Regions from separate parts of the Homo sapiens genome. Here region 2 is linked to region 1. A link is a loop called in an ENCODE intact Hi-C map of the cell type or tissue named here. Cell type or tissue: PC-9. All regions are shown on one strand. Links, peaks and the distances in the headings refer to the core of each region. The heading gives the core; the rest is flanking DNA.

Region 1 (9,099 bases), core at 1,100-9,099:
GTGGCTCACGCCTGTAATCCCTTCTCTTTGGGAAGCCAAGGCAGGTGGATTGCATTGAGCTCAGGAGTTTTGAGACCAGCCTAGGCAACACAGTGAAACAATGATGAGCAATGATGGCACCATTGCACTCCAGCCTGGGTAAAAGAGTGAGACCCTGTCTCAAAAAAAAAAAAAAAACAAAAAAAAACACAAACAAACACACGTATCCCAAACATATATACAACTATTATATATCAATTTTTTAAAAAGAATTGAAGAAAGATCTGCAGGGATCATGACAGCTCCGAGAGCCCCAAGATTAGAAGTGGAGACCAGACCCTCCAGGGACTTCACCTCACCTTTCTGCCCCTCTGGTGTCCCCTCATGGCAGAAGACACAGCTGCCACTAGCTTGGGGTAACTTCCCAGCCAGACACAGAAAGAGAAATCCCAGGGAAGGACCCTGATTGGCCTATCCTGGATCATGCACCATCTGGACCAGTTGCTGTGGCCACGGAAATGGGCTTCTCTTAATGGCCCAGCCTGGGCTACAGGGCCCTCCCCAACTGCTGGGGGCAGGACACTGTGATGGAGTAGGAAAAGAGTTACTCCCAGAGACAAAGTTATTACCAGGAGGATGGTAGATGGAATGCTGGGCTGACACCTGCATTACTTCACAGCCAGTCTCTCCTAAGGATTAAGGCATTGTCCTGTGAAGATGTGTGTATCAAGTGGAGATACACTATGGAGGGAAATTTGCGGGACCCCATCACCACCCGTGAAAACATCATCACAGGTTAATTCATCAAAGTTCTATGCCATAACGCAAAGAAGCAGCTGTAAAGGATTGGAAGCCAGCATGGAGTTTTGATGGGAAGTTGGGAGAAGATATATGGCAGACAGTGCATTACAAATTATCTCTTTTTTTTGGATCCACAAGGAGAAACCTATGTTTTAATCTACATGTAGGGAGCCAGGTATCTCAGGAAAATCAAGATACCATTTGCCACTGAGAGGGCTGCTGAATGTCAGTTGAACAGATTTCAACTGAAAGCCTAAAAGGTCCAGGGGAAGGAGCAGTGACACAGCTTGGAAAGGATATGGCTGCACAGAGAGGGCAGCGCACAGAAGCTGCAGCCTTAAGTAGGAGAACACAGCCAACCTGTGGGAGCCAGCAGGGAGGGACTAGAGAAATAAAATACCTTGGCAATCTCCGACCAGAGAGTTTCTTGACTAAAACCAACCAGGAGCCAGAGGACAGGAAGCCCACTGGGGCAATCCATACAGGACAGTCTCCTGGCCACAGAGCAGGATGAAGAGGGGTGGAGAATGGTGTAAATAAGAGGAAAAGTCACTCAAAAGGAGCAAGGAATATAGGTGGAATATCACAAGCCTGAGTTCTGACAACAAATATGGGCAGAAATGATGGGCGCCTCCCATAAGAACACCTCCCCGGCCACGTGCGCTGGCTCATGCCTGTAATCCCAGCACTTTGGGAGGTCAAGGCAGGCAGATCACCTGAGGTCAGAAGTTCGAGACCAGCCTGGCCAACATGGAAAAACCCTATCTCTACTAAAAATATAAAAAATTAGCCAAGTTTGGTGGCACACACCTGTAATCCCAGCTACTCGGGAGGCTGAGGCATGAGAATCACTTGAACCTGGTAGGTGGAGGTTGCAGTGAGCCAAAATTGTACCACTGCACTCCAGCCCAGGTGACAGAGTGAGATTCTGTCTCAAAAACAAAAACAAAAACAAACAAAAAAACACCTCCCCAATCCTTCACGCTTTCTCCTCCCTACCTGCGGGCTGGGTGTCAATCCCCCATACAGAAACCACATGAAGGAGACAGTACAACCTCCATCAGCCTGGGTCCCCAGATGACTTCATGGGGAAGATCCCTCCCCACCCATGAACCAAGCTTTATGTGGCCAAGAAAATGAATGTCTATCACATCAAGCCACTGAGATTTCAGTTGAGATGCTATGGCCAGCATGACTCTAACTGATACAGTAGCTGCAGATGACGTAGGGCTGGCCTCCTTAGAAGGGAAGCTGGACTTTGATCTGGACATGTCTTCCTCACTTAAAAGCTGGGTGAATTAATTTGCATTGTCAGAAAGGCACTTCATCTTGCTCAAAATAAAGATGTGGTTGAGCTGCCAAGCTTTTGTTTCTGTCATTTCACTGGGGGCCTTCTGCTGCTGGCTCTAGTTCAGGTCTCCTGCTTTGTCAAAGGCCCTTTTTTCTTTTGGTGGCCAATCAAGACCCAGCTTGGTAAATTACTCACTGGTCAGTCAGGAAAAAATAATGTTCTTATTGCAAATCACTTTAGAGTTTGCAGAGGGCTAGAGTTGGCATATTCTGTTCCTAAGGTTGGAAGGGTCCCTGGCTGAAAGCCCAGAATCCCAGAATCTCAAGGTCCCCCTGATGTTCAGTTTCCCCATCCCCCAAACCCTAACACTGGGTCAGCTCACTGACCCTTGTGGGGGTGGTGGAGAAGAAAGTGCCTTTGTTGGTGCTTTAGAAGCTCTCTAGAGATTTGCACGCCACGTTCAGCCACCCACAATCAGCTGTCCCCTGAGAATCTGATATGTACTCCCCACCCCACACCACAGGTCGAGAACCTGAGCTTGTCACTGGCTGGAGCATATGATCATGTGACTGAGGGGAAAGCTCTTCCTGCTCAGAATTGCTGGAATTTTAAGAGCCATATTTAGAACTCTGGGGCTTTCCAGCCAGAGCACTTTCAACAATACACCGTGCTTCCTTGAGTTAGGATGTTTAGATGGGCCAGATCTAGAGAACTGAGGTCTATTCAGGAGACTTTGTGATCTCGGTCTTAGCTGATGGCTCCCCCAAAGGAAGAGGATGGGAGAGGGGCAGCTCTAGGCCAAGATGGTCTTCTCCACCCAGCCTGTCTACATTATTCATATCCATTAAGATTGCATTGGGTTGCACATAACAAACTAACAACAGTGTCCATCTTTCATGGTGTGACCTGCAGATTAAACAGAAAGGGGATGGACAGGCTGGGCGAAGTGGCTCACACCTATAATCCCAGCACTTTGGGAGGCCAAGGTGGGCAAATCACCTGAGGTCGAGAGTTCAAGACCAGCCTGACCAACATGGAGAAACCCTGTCTCTACTAAAAATACAAAAATTAGCCAGGTGTGGTGGTGCACGCCTGTGATCCCAGCTACTCAGGAGGCTGAGGCAGGAGGACCACTTGAACCTAGGAGGCGGAGGTTGCGGTGAGCCAAGATTGCACCATTGCTCTCCAGCCTGGGTAACAAGAGCGAAACTCAGTCTCAAAAAAAAAAAGAAAAAAGAAAAAAAGAAAAAAGAAAGAAAGGGGACAGTCTACTACAGGAGAGAAAGTGACATAGGTAAAGATGATTTGTTCCTGCTTACACATGTTTTTTACATCTCTGACAGCTCAATTTAAATTTGGCCCCTCTCACTTGATTCTATTTTATTTTCCTTCATAGTACATATCACCACCTGCCATTTTATTCTGTATTGATTTGTTTATTTATCTGTTCTGGTCACCACAATATTCCTGTTTCTAGACAGTGCTTAACCTACAGTAGGTGCTCAATGAATGTTAAATAAATGAATGCATTATTTCATTTGAAATTTCTCAACTCCATGTGCTAAGCAGGGCAAAGGATGTTGTCTTTCATTTTACAAAAGTAGAAAGTGAGTCCTAGAAGGGTGGTGTAACTAAAGCCAGTAGAAAACTAAGGAAGCCTCAGTCCTTTTTTTTTTTCTTTTGAGACCGAGTCTCACTCTGATGCCAGGCTGGAGTGAGTGGCGCGATCTCGGCTCACTGCCTCCACCTCCCGGGTTCAAGTGATTCTCCTGCCTCAGCCTCCCAAGTAGCTGGGACTACAGGCATGTGCCACCATGCCCAGCTAATTTTTTTATTTTTAGTAGAGACGGAGTTTCACCATGTTGGCCAGGATGGTCTCGATTTCTTGACCTCGTAATCCGCCCGCCTCGGCCTCCCAAAGTGCTGGGATTACAGGCATGAGCCACTGCACCCGGCCAGTCTTTTTGATTCCTAATCAGGTCTACATGGGTAGGGTGAGGGTAGAGAGGCTCTGACATGCCCCTAGCAGATGTCCCAGATCTGTAAGAGGCCTCATCTAGGCCCCTGCTGACAAACTACTCAAGGATAAAGTGATCATAAGAAGAGGAGATAAGAAGTTATTCCCAATAAAGAGAATGGGAAAATAGGAATTGCAGAAACCAGTGGCCTGTGGGTTAGGAGAGGAGGCTGATGCTATCAACGGACAGCTGGCTTATGGTGCCCCTCAATTCCACCCCCACCCCTGCTACTTACTTTGCCCCCTGGAGGTGTGAGTTCCCCGTCACTGGAGGTGTTCAAGCAGGGCCTGGATGTCTACTTACAGAGCATGCCTGAGCTGGAGAGTACACATCTCCCCGTGAGAGAAGGCAGGCTTGCTGTCCATAGAACATTCAGTCAGCCACCGCCCGGCCCCACACTAACACAAAAAGAGGCTTTTGCACCACCTAGTGGACATGGTTTTAAACTGCAGGCCTTTCCGTGGAGAGAAGCCCACAGCCCAGAATCCCATTTCCCGTGCAGTCTCCCTGACCCCCTCAAGGATCAGAAGGCCCACAGCCCCACTGTGCTTCCAGACCTCAGCCCTGCAAAAGGGAAGTTGGAAAAAGAGAGCAGAAGCCTGTGATTCTCCGGAGGGAAACTCTCCCTGGTGCCTCTCAAGCCGAATTCACTAGCACCACTTTGTCCAGTACTGTCCCCAATAGGCACACTTCTCACGTCATCTCTCCCTGGGGACTGCAATGGTTTGCTCATCAGCTACATCTGTTTCCCCTACTTCTGTGCAAACTTTCCAAGCCAGGGCCCTATTCCCCTTTGTTTACTCACCATCACTCCCCATCCCCAGTATATGAGCAATTAACTCAAAAGGATTCGGGACTTTAAAAAAATCAAGATCACGATTAAAATATTTCTGAGTTGCATATACTGGTTTCAGAACAACCTGCTTTAAACTCCTCACTCAAGTTCTGGGGCTGTCCCATTGGTGGCTTAGTTCCCACCGAGGTCCTTTGAGGGCCGAGGTGTCACTGAGGGAGCTCGCCAGCAGCGCAGGGCCCTGACACCGGCATTCAACAGGCTCCCTCTGAGCTCACACTGCCCTCGCATTTACCACCAGATACGGACATTTCTGCGGTACAGGCCTTTGCTCTGTAAAGGTCTGTGTTTTCTGTGTGTCTCTACAAACCTTTTGTGAGAACATTTGAGTAGAAAATGTGGATCACTAACACCGTGGGACCAGAGGAGGAAGCCAAGGAAGACTGTGGCCCTAGGATCCTCTGTGACAAAGAGGATGGGTCCCCAGCATCAGCCCAGGCTTCCTGCAGTTAAGAGCCCAAGACCCAGCAGAGCCACCAGGATTAAATCAAATGCTAGATCTGGAACTTTCCTATGAAGGAAAAAGCCTTTCTAAGAAAGAATCCACCTAACAGAGAAGAGGAAGACCAGAGCTCATGCTCATGGGTTAATGCTGTAAATGGTTCAACTGGACCAAGACAGTGACTTGTATTATTTGTTTCATTAATGAACTTTTTATTATACTCATTTTTCATAAATTCTTTATCTATTGTCAGTTCTTTAATTGTAATGTAATCATGCCTGGCCACTTTTTCAAACCATGAGAATGTATCTCCTGCTTTTTAAAATTCTTTGTTGGCTGGGTGCGGTGGCTCACACCTGTAACCCCAACACTTTGGGAGGCCAAGGCAGGTGGATCACCTGAGGTCGAGACCAGCCTGACCAACACAGTGAAACCCTGTCTCTACTAAAAATACAAAAGTTAGCTGGTGTGGCCGGGCGCGGTGGCTCACACCTGTAATCCCAGCACTTTGGGAGACTGAGGCAGGCGGATCACGAGGTCAGGAGATCGAGACCATCCTGGCTAACATGGTGAAACCTTGTCTCTACTAAAAATACAAAAAATTAGCCAGGCGCGGTGGCGGGCACCTGTAGTCCCAGCTACTTGGGGAGGGGGCTGAGGCAGGAGAATGGCGTGAACCCGGGAGGCAGAGCTTGCAGCGAGCCGAGATCGCGCCACTGCAGTCCGGCCTGTGTGAAAGAGCGAGACTCTGTCTCAAAAAAAAAAAAATTAGCTGGTGTGGTGGCGGGTGCCTGTAGTCCCAGCTACTCGGGAGGCTGAGGCAGGAGAATCACTTGAACCCAGGAAGCAGAGGTTGCAGTGAGCTGAGATCACAACACTGCACTCCAGCCTGAGTGACAGCAAAACACCTCAAAAAAAAAATTTGTGAGAAGTTCACTTTGACACATGAAATTTTCAATGACCTGCCACTTTTCAGGACTTTAATTGTATGAAAAATGGATATAAACTCAATGCCTCACCTGGTGCCCGGTACAGAGCAGGTACTCAATTGATGTTTGTAGAAGGCAGGCCTAAATGAACCCCCTTACTCCAGGCACCCAGGGGTCCATCCCCAGACCACGGCCTGATCTCCCTGGGGAGATGGAGAAAAGGTGGCATGGCCTCAGGGCTGAGTGCAGAGTTCCGGAGTCGGGATCTCTGGCAGTGATTCATGCCTGCTCTCCTAGTAGCCCAACCCGGCCATGATGGTCTCAGTGCTGGGTGAGATTCATTGCCTGAGTTAAGGCCTCATCGCTGGGAAATGTAGCTGTTGACATCCATCAACCCACCAGCAGGCAAACACCACTTATAACTGGAAGAAGTGATCTAGGAATCCATCCTCCTGCTTCATCTTGGACCCAACCACAATGCTGAGAAGAGGAAATGAGGTGGCTTCAGGAGCGAAGAAGCTGGGCTGGGCCATGTGATCTTGCGCAAGTCACTTCGCTCTGGCGGCAGTTCCCTTCTCTGTAAAATGAGGGCCTGGATAAATTCATTTCGACAGTCCCTCCTAAGCCAGGTATGCAGCTCTGGGGTGAGGAGGTGATAATGTGTCCAGAACTGGTGGGTTCTTGGTCTCACTGACTTCAAGAATGAAGCCGCGGACCCTCGCGGTGAGTCTTACAGCTCTTCAGGTGGCGCATCTGGAGTTTGTTCTTTCTGATGTTCCGACGTGTTCAGAGTTTCTTCCTTCTGGTGGGTTCGTGGTCTCGCTGGCTCAGGAGTGAAGCTGCAGACCTTCGCGGTGAGTGTTACAGCCCTTAAGGCACCGCGTCTGGAGTCGTTCGTTCCTCCCCGTGGGCTCATGGGCTCGCTGGCTCCAGGAGTGAAGCTGCAGACCTTCACGGTGAGTGTTACAGCTCTTAAAGCAGCACATCTGGAGTCATTCATTCCTCCCGGTGGGGTCGTGGGCTCGCTGGCTTCAGGAGTGAAGCTGCAGATCTTCGCACTAAGCGTTACAGCTAATAAAAGCAGCGTGGACCCAAAGAGCAAAAGAACAAAGCTCCCACGGTGTCAAAGGGGACCAGAACGGGTTGCCACTGCTAGCTGGGGCAGCCTGCTTTTATTCTCTTATCTGGCCCCACCCACATCCTGCTGATTGGTAGAGCCCAGTGGTCTGTTTTGACAGGGTGCTGATTGGTGCGTTTACAATCCCTGAGCTAGACACAAAGGTTCTCCACCTCCCCACCAGATTAGCTAGATACAGTGTGGACACAAAGGTTCTCCAAGGCCCCACCAGAGTAGCTAGATACAGAGTGTCGATTGGTGCATTCACAAACCCTGAGCTAGACACAGGGTGCTGATTGGTGTATTTACAAACCTTGAGGTAGATACAGAGTGCCGATTGGTGTATTTACAATCCCTGAGCTAGACATAAAGGTTCTCCAAGGCCCCACCAGAGCAGCTAGATACAGAGTGTGGATTGGTGCATTCACAAACCCTGAGCTAGACACAGGGTGCTGATTGGTGTATTTACAAACCTTGAGCTAGATACAGAGTGCCGATTGGTGTATTTACAATCCCTGAACTAGACATAAAGGTTTTCCACCTCCCCACCAGACTCAGGAGCCCAGCTGGCTTCACCCAGTGGATCCTGCACTGGGGCTGCAGGTGGAGCTGCCTGCCAGTCCGGCGCCGTGAGCCCGCACTCCTCAGCCCTTGGGTGGTGGATGGGACTGGGCGCTGTGGAGCAGGGGGTGGCGCTCGTCGGGGAGGCTCAGGCCGCACAGGAGCCCATGGAGCGGGTGGGAGGCTCAGGCATGGCAGGCTGCAGGTCCCCAGCCCTGCCCCGCAGGAAGGCAGCTAAGGCCCGGTGAGAAATCGAGCGCAGCGCCGGTGGGCTGGCACTGCTGGGGGACCCAGTACACCCTCCGCAGCCGCTGGCCCGGGTGCTAAGTCCCTCATTGCCCGGGGCTGGCAGGGCCGGCCGGCTGCTCCGAGTGCGGGACCCGCCAAGCCCACGCTCACCCGAAAGTTCAGCTGGCCCGCAAGCGCCGCGCACAGCCCCAGTTCCCGCTCGTGCCTCTCCCTCCACACCTCCCTTCAAGCTGAGGGAGCCGGCTCTGGCCTTGGCCAGCCCAGAAAGGGGCTCCCACAGTGCAGCGGTGGGATGAAGGGCTCCTCAAGTGCCGCCAAAGTGGGAGCCCAGGCAGAGGAGGTGCCGAGAGCGAGCGAGGGCTGTGAGGACTGCCAGCACGCTGTCATCTCTCAATAAGAGAGGCCATGGGGCATGGGCTCATCGCAGAGCAAAGTCAAGGAGCTGGAACAGTCTCAGAGGGAAAGTGAAAGGGGCAAAGCATTTTCCCATCGATCCTTTTTCCAAAGCCACCTGCCTGCCCCCCTGCCGGTGAGTACCATCGAGGGTCCCAGATAGGACTAAGCCTGGAGTTTCCCTGCTCATGGGCTATCACAGCTTTGAGCCCCAAAGTCCAAGAGTCCTTATCAAGGACTTCTCTGCAGTGACTCAAGGCCAGTGCAGGCGCCAGCAGAGACGGGGATTTCCTGACCGGCTGGGGGCAAGAGGCTGAGGTAGTTTCCTCCTTCTGAGAAAGAAGATATGAATCCGAGGAGTTCTATTCTTGGTTAAATGAAAATACTCCCTTCTCCTTCTACCTGAGCTTTACCTGACGGCTTGCAAGGGCAGAGGCTCTGGCCCTCAGGAGGCCCCAATCAGTAC
Region 2 (9,191 bases), core at 490-8,489, 140 kb before region 1:
CCAGAATCATATAATCCCAGAATTAGAAATAACCTTGAAAGAACTGGTCACTAACCCATCCCCCACACTCCCTTTTTCACTTACCCCTTGGTTTATCTTTTCTGATGATTTTCTGAGCAGGTTGGTGCTACATGTGCTTTCTATAGATCACTCATTCAAATATTGATAACTGAACACCTACTGTATGCCAGGTACTGTTCTAAGCACTAAGGTGCCTGTTCTCATGAAGATTATCTTCTAAGGTGTCTGTTCTCATGGATATGGATGTTAAACCAGTAAATAAGATAACTGTAGGTTGGGTTGTCTGCTTAGGCTGGGGTAACTTGGAGAAAGGGCTGAAATGCAGGCCATGATTGAGTCAGTTGTGCTTTTTTCTACAAATCAGGAACATACAGACCTATTTTTGGTGTTGCATCCTATTTTATTGAGCTCATCCTTCTCAGAGCTCATCATTCTATAGTACAGTATTAGCAGTTTGTAATACTTTAAGTAAGACATTAAAATTTACTATCCTTCGTATGACAATAACTACAGCTGTGTTTATTGACTGCATGGTATGTGCTGTACTGAGAGTTTTATGTGTGTTCGTTCATTAATCCTTACAACAACACATGGGGAGTGTAAGCCTCGGAGAAGTTAAGTAACTTGCTGAAGGTTACAGAACTGATAACAAGAGCTGGGTTTTGAACCCAGATAGGCTCCAAGAGTTTAATTTCTTAACTACTTTGCTGTGCTGTCTTCTGTTGTATTTGAAGATGTCTCCCCAGATTCTTGATGTGAACTTTGATTTGTTTTTCTTTTTCTCATCTTGACGTGAACTTTGAGAGGCTTTCCTGATAAAATTACTAGCACTTTACATTTGTACAAGGCCTCAATTTCTCTAATATGTTGGCAGATTTTTATAGGGTAAATGGGAACTAAATCCTAAATGTAAACTGGGTATTTTTTGTTTTTTCCCAAACAGTTTCTATTTTGACTAGCAATAAAAACTACCAACCTAACTACAGGTTACTGAAAAATTATGATTCATTGGGTTTTGGTTAAGCAAAGTTTTCTTAGCATACGTTCCTGATAAAGTCAGTTCTGATTCAGTAAAACGGGAGTACCCTACTCTCCAACCAGTCCCTACTCCTGGCTGTTTCTTATCCCACTAGGGGTTTCTTTAAGCATTTCTGCTTTTCTGCAGATTGATGACCTATTCTTTAAGCATTTTTTAGTGAGAAAATTTAAAGTTATATAGGAGTAATATTATTTTTTGAAGTTTGGATGGAAAAAAGTGCTAGCCATATCATTTTTGCCCAGAAGCTACGGTGTACATTAGAATTGTATGGGGAACAATTTGAAAATACTGATGATGCCCGGGTGGGCTTCAGTTGCAACATTGCTTTGGTATTGCCATTCTAATTTTTGCTTATCACTTTTTAGTCTTTGTGTAATATACATTTTGCCTCTTTGCAATAGTCATGAAACAAAAATTGGTCTACTTTTTTTTTTTTTTTTTTTTTTTTGAGATGGAGTCTTGCTCTGTCGCCAGGCTGGAGTGCAGTAGCATGATCTTGGGTCACTGCAACCTCCAACTCCCTGGTTCAAGTGATTCTCCTGCCTCAGCCTCCTGAGTAGCTGGGAGTACAGACACGTGCCACCACGGCCAGCTAATTTGTGTATTTTTAGTAGAGATGAGGTTTCACCATGTTGGCCAGGGTGGTCTCGATCTTCTGACCTCGTGATCTGCCCAGCTCAGCCTCCCAAAGTGTTGGGATTACAGGCGTGAGCCACCACACCCAGCCCACTTTTTACTTTAAAAAATCCACTTCTCTCTATCCAAGAAAAACTTCACACATAAACCATTTGGAAGTGAGAAGTGCATTTTTTTTTCCAATTTAAAAATGTCTTTTCTAATTAAGGAAGTATGACATGTCCACTTTAGAAAATTTGGCAAAGAGGCAAATTTTTGAATCTCAAAAATAAATTGGTTTCTAAAGAAAAGCGATGTGAACCAGAGCAAAGAATTCTGGGCAGATGTAAGATGGCCCCTGTCATGGCAAAGCTGCTTAGACGCTGGAAGGATTGACAAATGACTGGTGTGACCTTTCCTTTGGATGAAGTCCAAGGTTCCTGAGCAGGGAACTGAGCAACTCCTTCCAGGTTCAGTCCTTCCATGTAGATGAAATGGTTCCTCAAAACCTCATGGGAACTTTTCAGTCAAAAACATGGGTTAGTGTGAGTTTTTAGGGGAAGGTGAGAAACTGTCCTCCCTGAAGAGTTTTTGCAGCTCCACTCCTGTCAGAGAGGGGAGAGGGGAGAAGGGGAGTCGGCGTTTTAGTCATTGAAATTGCTCATTTCACCCCTCTCTCCCTGCTCTGTGTGCAGTGGTCTGACGCCCCCCAAACGCAGCCGTGGGAAGCCAGCCCTGTCTCGAGTGCCCTTCCTGGAAGGTGTGAACGGAGACTCTGACTACAATGGCTCAGGTGAGGAGCAGTGTTCAGGCAGAACTGAGGGGGCCAGGCCTTCTGAGGAGCCAGCTCTTCAGGCTGCTGCACTGCTGGGGCTCCGTACCAGGCAGCCAGTCCTTGAGCTCCCCCAAACTCTTGGGCCCTTGGGCAGGGAGATGGCACTCTCCCAGGCCAATCATACTCTTTTTTTTTTTTTAATTGCATCTTAAATTTGAATAGGTTGTACATGCCCATAGTAATAAAAATCAAAAAGGTACAAAAGAGTGTATAATGAAAGCTAGCACTCCCCTCCCTGGAACATCAACTGCTAGCATTTTCTTTTATATCTTTCCAGAGGTAATCCATATGTATACAAGCCAAAACTTGCATGAATAATTAAGAGAGTGAGTGGAGAAGCCTAATATGCACATGTTCCTCTAAACCATTCCTTTTTTTCCAGCTAATAATATATCTTGGAGATCCTTCTGTGCTTTTTATTGGCTTCCCAGTGTCCCATTATATAGGAATGCTATCATTTGCTTAGCCAGTCCTCTAAAAGATGGACGTTTAGATTGTTTTCATTTATTATCGTAACCAGTGTTGCAGTGAGCAACCTTATGCATAGATAATTTTATATCCATAGGGAGCCTATCTATAGAAGTGGAATTACTGAATTGAAGGAAGTGTGTGTTTGTAGTTTTCATGGATACTGCCTGTCCCCATTCACAAACGTTATCAGTGATAGCCTGTATCACTGAATCTCGCACATACATAACCCTGTAGTTTTATGGGCCTTGTCTCCTTGGATAAAAGGAATAAAGGGCAGGGCAGGACCTGGGGGAGAGGCCTGGGGTGGTGCTTAGGTGGGACAGGTGCAGAGCAGGCTGTTCTCTGAGCTCATCTCTGTCCAGCCCTGCTATACAGGGGTGTGTGCTCCCTGGATGCCCTGTCTTTGAAGTGTCCATCTAACACACAGGCTGCAGGGCTTCTCTTCCTTCGTTCCTTTACCCAACTGCTTTATTTTCCCTTAGCATCAGTTTCTTTCTCGTATGTGTGTTGATGAATGCATGCCTGTGTGTTTCATTGCTTTCTGTAACTGTCAGTTCCCAAAAGGTCAGGCTCATGTCTAAATGAATTTGTACAGCATCTCACACAAAGCCAGGAGTGGATTGGCACACTTTGTGCTTCTGGTGGTGACATCTTATTCTTACTTTTAAAACCACATGCTTACTAAAATTACGCCAAAGGATATTGACCTCCCATAGTTCCATCACTGTAACATGATTGTCTTCATTTTTCTGTGTTGCCTTCTGTTTATTTCAGGCACATTTTTAACAAAATGCTGACCCAAACACATGCACTTTTGTATTCTACTTTTTTCAATTTTTTTTTGTACTTTCTTCATGTTGACACATAATCTTTATATATCTCATATTATTGGAACAGTGTATCTAACAATGCATTATAATTTACTTAACCATTCTATTGTTAGGCATTTGGGTTGTTTCCGGCTTTTAGCATTATATGTAATGTAGTGAACCCATATTTTTGTTTAAAATCCTTTTATTCATCTTTAAAGTTATTTTTCTCAGAATAAATTCCCAGGGAAGGAATTTACTGGAACAGGTGGTTCATACATTTTTTAAATGGCTCTTCAGACATACTGCCAAATTACATTCCATAAGGATGGGTTTGGTCTGTAATTGCATCAGTAGTATGTGATTGCACCAGTTTCTACTCAGTCTACCTCTTTGGTATTGGATTTTATCTTTTTATTGTTACTGCTATTGATTCAATAGGTGCAAAATAGTATCTTATAATTTTAATACATTTTTAAAAATTACAAGTGGAGTTAAGCACAGTAGCTCATGCCTGTAATTCCAGCACTTTGGGAAGCCAAGGTGGGAGGGTTGCTTGAAGCCAGGAGTTTGAGACCAGCCTGGGCAACATAGTGAGATCCTATCTCTACAAAAAAATAAATAAATAAAATTTTTTAAAAAGTGAGGTAGTAATATTTCCTTAGAAATAACAATTTCCACCCTGTTAGATTTGGACTTTTTTCCTTGGTTGAGTGTGGTCACCTGCCCATTCCAGTGTATAGATGTGGGGAGGGAAAGAGTGGTTCTTCTGTGTGTTCAGAAGCATCTGTGAAGCACTCATTCACATGTGTTAGTGCGTTGAGTGCAGAGCAAAGTAAGATGAAAGGATGCAGTGCCTGCTCCAGGGATACCCAGTCTCATTTCTGACAAAAGAAGGCATGTGAAGGACTTGCAGACTGCTTAGCTCTGCTGAGTGCCGTGCATCCAGGTGTCCTAGATGGCTAGGTGTGACCCTGTCAGAAAATAACTCAGTTAGCAAGTAATTTTACCAGGATGTCTTCCCTGGCATCTTTGTCCATGAAGCCTCCATCATGAGGACTCCGCACTCAGGGAGGCCCAGAGAGCAGTATGTGGCATTGCCCAAGCTGGATTATGGCCCTTCTCCCTAAGGCCATGAGGATGAAGCAGTTAACATTTTTCCAGGGAAAGCTGTCTTAGGGTTCTAGTTCAGAGGTCGGTAAACTATGGCCTGTAGCCTATTTTTGTATGGTCCATGGGCCAAAAATGGTTTTTACATTTTGAAATGATTGAAAAGAAAATCAAAAGAAGAATGATATTTCATAACATGAAAATTACATGAAATTCAAATTTCAGTGTCCAAAAAATAAAGTTTTATTGGGACATAGCCATGCTCATTCATTTATAGATTGTGTGTGTGGCTGCTTTCATGCTATAACAACAGCAGTGTTGAGTAATTGCAACAGAGGCCGTGTTGCCCACAGAAGCTAAAATATTTACTATTTGGCCCTTTACAGAACTAGTTTGCTGACCCCTGATCCAGTCTAACTTCTAAGGAAAGGAGAGGGAAAAGGAAGGGTGGAGGGGATGTTGTGACTCATTCCTGGGTTGCCCCAGTCAAGTGGAGGCCACAGGCAGGCCTTTTGGGCACCATTCCAAGTCCCCTTTGGGTGCTGTCTCCTCCCCTCCCCCACCCCCAGGCAGAAGCCTCCTGCTGCCCTTTGAAGACCGCGGAGACCTGGAGCCCTTGGAGCTGGTGTGGGCCAAGTGCCGAGGCTACCCCTCCTACCCTGCCTTGGTGAGTCTGCCCCAGACGCCACCCTCCTATCTCCCCTGCCTTGCCTTGGGGGCTAATCTGATTGGATTAAGCCAGCAGAGTGTGGTGGGAGTCAGAGTGTCTTTAGCTGTAGAGGGGAGGGGGGTTTTGCCCCAGCCTGAGTGGGTCAAACTAGCAAGGCTCCCAGCTTGGAGCACTAAAAATAGGCTAAAAGTATGCAGATCAAGGCCAGGGTTCTTAGAGTTTTAATAGCATTTATTTATTTCCTTATGCATAAAAGTAACAGGGCCCATTTTAGAGAATCTTTAAAGCTACTGATAATGCTTAGACGTTTTATTAAATATTTGTCATGCTAAGTCCTTGAAATACTGAGGAAAGTATGATTATTACATTTTGTAAGAAGAAAACTGATGATTTGTGGTCATTCAGCTAATAAATGACAGGGTTGGAATTTGAGCCCAGGGCTTAAAATGTGTGATGTCAAAGCCTGTGTTCTGAGCCACTGAGTTCAAAATCATCCACAGTCCTGCAGGGATAACTTGGGGTGTATATCCACTTACTCTTTTACAAAAAATGTATAAATATGCATATATATGAGACCATATTGCTTTTAGCCTCCCTTTCACTTAACAGCATATCATGAACATGCACATCTTATGCCATTAAACATTCTTCATCAACATCACTTTTAATGATTGCATCGTCTTCAGTTGTATGCATGTACCATATTTTAACCATTCCCTAGTTGGTCACTTACATTGTTTTGAATTTTTCACTATGATAAACAGTTGGCAATAAACATCATTGTAGTTTTACCCTTGTGCACATCCATGATTATTTCCTTACAGTGAATTCTTAGGAGTCCCTTCTTGGGGCAAAGTCTATGCAGAATTCTGATACAAGTTGCCAAGTTGCTGGAAGTTCATTTTGGTTTATACTCACACCAGCAGTAACTAAACTTTTCATTTCTGTCATAGTAGTAGCAGTTAAAAATTCAATTTTTACCACCTTGATTGTTATTTCTGAACTCTTTCTCAGTTGGGGAGGTAGTGTCCACCTAGCTCTGGAAGATACCACTGATACTAAACCTTTGGGGCATGTCAGAATAATCTGTGGAAATTTTTAAAACAATACCCATATCAAGTCACCTCCACCCCAGCGCTATCAAATTAGACTCTCTGAGGCCAGACTGAGGCATCAATATTTTTTAGAAAACATCCTAGATGATCTGTAGCCAGGGTTGGGAACCACCCCACCAGCCTCTTACATGTATACAGGACTCTGGGTTTCTCCTAGCCCCTTCATATCTGCAACTTTTAACAGCAGCCTTTTAAGATAAGGAGAGGAGGAATTCTGATCCTGTTTGGTCAGATAAGGAAATTATAGCTCAAAGAGGTTGTATTAATACAGTTTGTTGGAACCATATTGGAAACCATGTTGCCTACTCTACTCCCTCCTTAGCAGTAGCAGGTGGGGAAAATCCATACTGTGACCTAGCAGCTGAAGAGTTAGGGCCTGGGGCTGCCTGCCTTCACAGGGCTCTCTGCCCTGCCAGCGGTGAAACCGCAGGACTCCCAGCTCAGTCATTAAAGAAGTGATTAAGCTGTGCAGGTTTGGATTTAAAAAACAAACAGACAGAATACCTCACAATGCAAAAAAACTAGTCTAAAACTCGTCTTTTTTTTAATTACCCTCTTAATTATACATTTTGTCATGATTAAAGAAATTCAGCCACCACCTGAACACAACCTGTGTTTTTATTTTGGTGTATGCTCTCCTAGTCTTTTTCCTATGCATTCTTCAGTATGTATTTGCATCCATAAATAGTGGATATAAAGTTTTTAATTTTTTCTGGCTCTTGTCTTTTTTTTCTTGTCTTTTAAACATTTTTTCTTGTTTTTGTTTTTGTTTTTGTTTGTAAGAGTAATATACTGCATTATAGAAGTTTGGAAAAATAGAGGCGAAAAAACACAAACCCCACCATTCTAATGTTGACTCCAAGCATTTTGTATCGTTCTATTTATTGTTCGCATATTCATATTATAGTTGTAATAATAGTGTATGTACACATATGTTAAGTTTTATCACAAACTTTGTTACCATGTTGTTTTACATTTGCATAGTATTCATTGAATGAATGGACCATTTATTATTTTGGGACACAAAAGCTGTCCTCAGTTGGCAGACTTACCCACCTTGCTTTTGCCCTCAGGGGAAATTTTTCACAATCTACCCTCTGCAAGCACCCTGGGTTCCAAGGCAGGAACCAGCATGCCTTAGTCAAGAGGAAACATATCAGAGTAGCCTCACTGTCTTGTTTGGTAATCAAGGAAGCTTACAAGGGCTTGTATGGTGGTTCTCCTTAAGACCCTTTACTTCAATCCCAGGAGGGACAGACAGGCTGGGAGAGAGAGTTTTGATCAAATTACACACCTGGTGGGTGGGGTAAGGTGGTTCTTCCTTAGAGTAAACTCCTAACCAGAACAGCTGCTTTCAGCTGCTTATCTTGAGAGGGATGTAGTGAAATTGGCAGACAAGCAAAGGTAAATAATGAGAGCAGTTTATTGTAAGAAGGGGCCCACTGGGACAGCGTATAGGAAGTAAGATTGCTCTGTCTCTGGAGAAGGCTGCTTCCTCAGTAAGTTCCTAGTCTTTGCTCCCAGAGCTATTAGCTGTCTGCTCTGGAAGCAGGGGCTGTGTAGGAGGCAGTGGGCTGTGGAGGCCCAAGCCTTGTTTGGTTTTAGTACCAATGTGGTTTTAGCCAGCTACATTCTGCTTCTGTGCTTGGTGTTTTCCTCTTGTCAGCTAACACCTGTTAGCAGACTTCTCAGCATCAGCAAGAGATTGAAATGAGATGATGTGTGAATAATTAGGAGCTTTGGAAACTTTGAAAGTGCTCCCTAGACCTGGATTTTGATTGTTGTGTTGATGCTGCCAGGCATTTTGCTGAGCACCTGCCGTCTCTGAGCCAGGCAAGGTGGGGCTGGATGCCAGAAGCAAACCTGAAGGAGAAGGGCCCAGCTGCTGCCCTTGTGGAGCTTATTGCCTCAAGGATTAATGCCTCCAGTGGCCCTTGTTTCCACCCACATCATACCCCCCTCTCCATCAACCTCCAAGCTCATTCTCTAGCTATACACTGAGCCTCCTCTCTGATCTTACCATGGAGGTGTCACAAATATATCTGGTCCATGTATCAGGAAGGATTGTAGTCAGACAGGAAGGTAGTGGGTAACCAGAGACCTCGTTAGAACCAACTGGATGGCCTTCCCGATGCAAAGCCTTCTTCATAGCCGTGGTACCTAGGGAAGGCCCCCAAACATTTGAGGTGAATTGCAAAGGTACTAAGGGGAAATTGACAGGAAAAAAAAAGTGACCTCTACTCTTCTGTCCTAAGGGACATTGGAGGAAGGGGTTTGCCTGTCTGGTCTGGACATCAAAGATATCCCACTCAGGCCTGATACTCCCCTGGTGTGGGTGCTTCAGCAGTTGGTCCTGCAGCAGGGGCACTGCTCACCCTGGCCTCCCTCACTGAGTGCCCATCTTCTATTCTGCCTCCAGATCATCGATCCCAAGATGCCCCGGGAGGGCCTCCTGCACAATGGCGTTCCCATCCCTGTCCCCCCGCTGGACGTGCTGAAGCTGGGA

Evidence for each region. A loop is a pair of places that touch in the nucleus more often than their neighbours do. Peaks named below come from ENCODE experiments on the same cell type or tissue, not always from the same donor. Only the 100,000 strongest peaks of a DNase experiment are listed, where the experiment ranks them.
Region 2: it touches region 1 in a loop (3-fold over the local background); 2 of 110 quality-filtered maps call a loop at or near these places.

The regions. Positions count from the first base shown.
Region 1 is chr6:36,356,163-36,365,261 of GRCh38, forward strand. It overlaps a transcript of ETV7 not described here. Among named protein-coding and RNA genes, the nearest start is that of BNIP5, 24 kb to the left of the region's middle. RefSeq lists an enhancer at 4,922-5,081. In PC-9, for the core only: CTCF peaks have their summits at 4,551 (motif pointing left) and 4,751; no DNase peak of the experiment used is centred there.
Region 2 is chr6:36,219,798-36,228,988 of GRCh38, forward strand. BRPF3 (bromodomain and PHD finger containing 3) reads left to right here. Exons shown (of 13, transcript NM_015695.3): 10 at 2,371-2,468; 11 at 5,470-5,567; 12 at 9,105-9,191. Among named protein-coding and RNA genes, the nearest start is that of BRPF3-AS1, 27 kb to the left of the region's middle. In PC-9, for the core only: no CTCF peak of the experiment used is centred there; DNase peaks (open chromatin) are centred at 5,334 and 7,814; H3K4me3 peaks cover 522 bases; H3K27ac peaks cover 3,558 bases.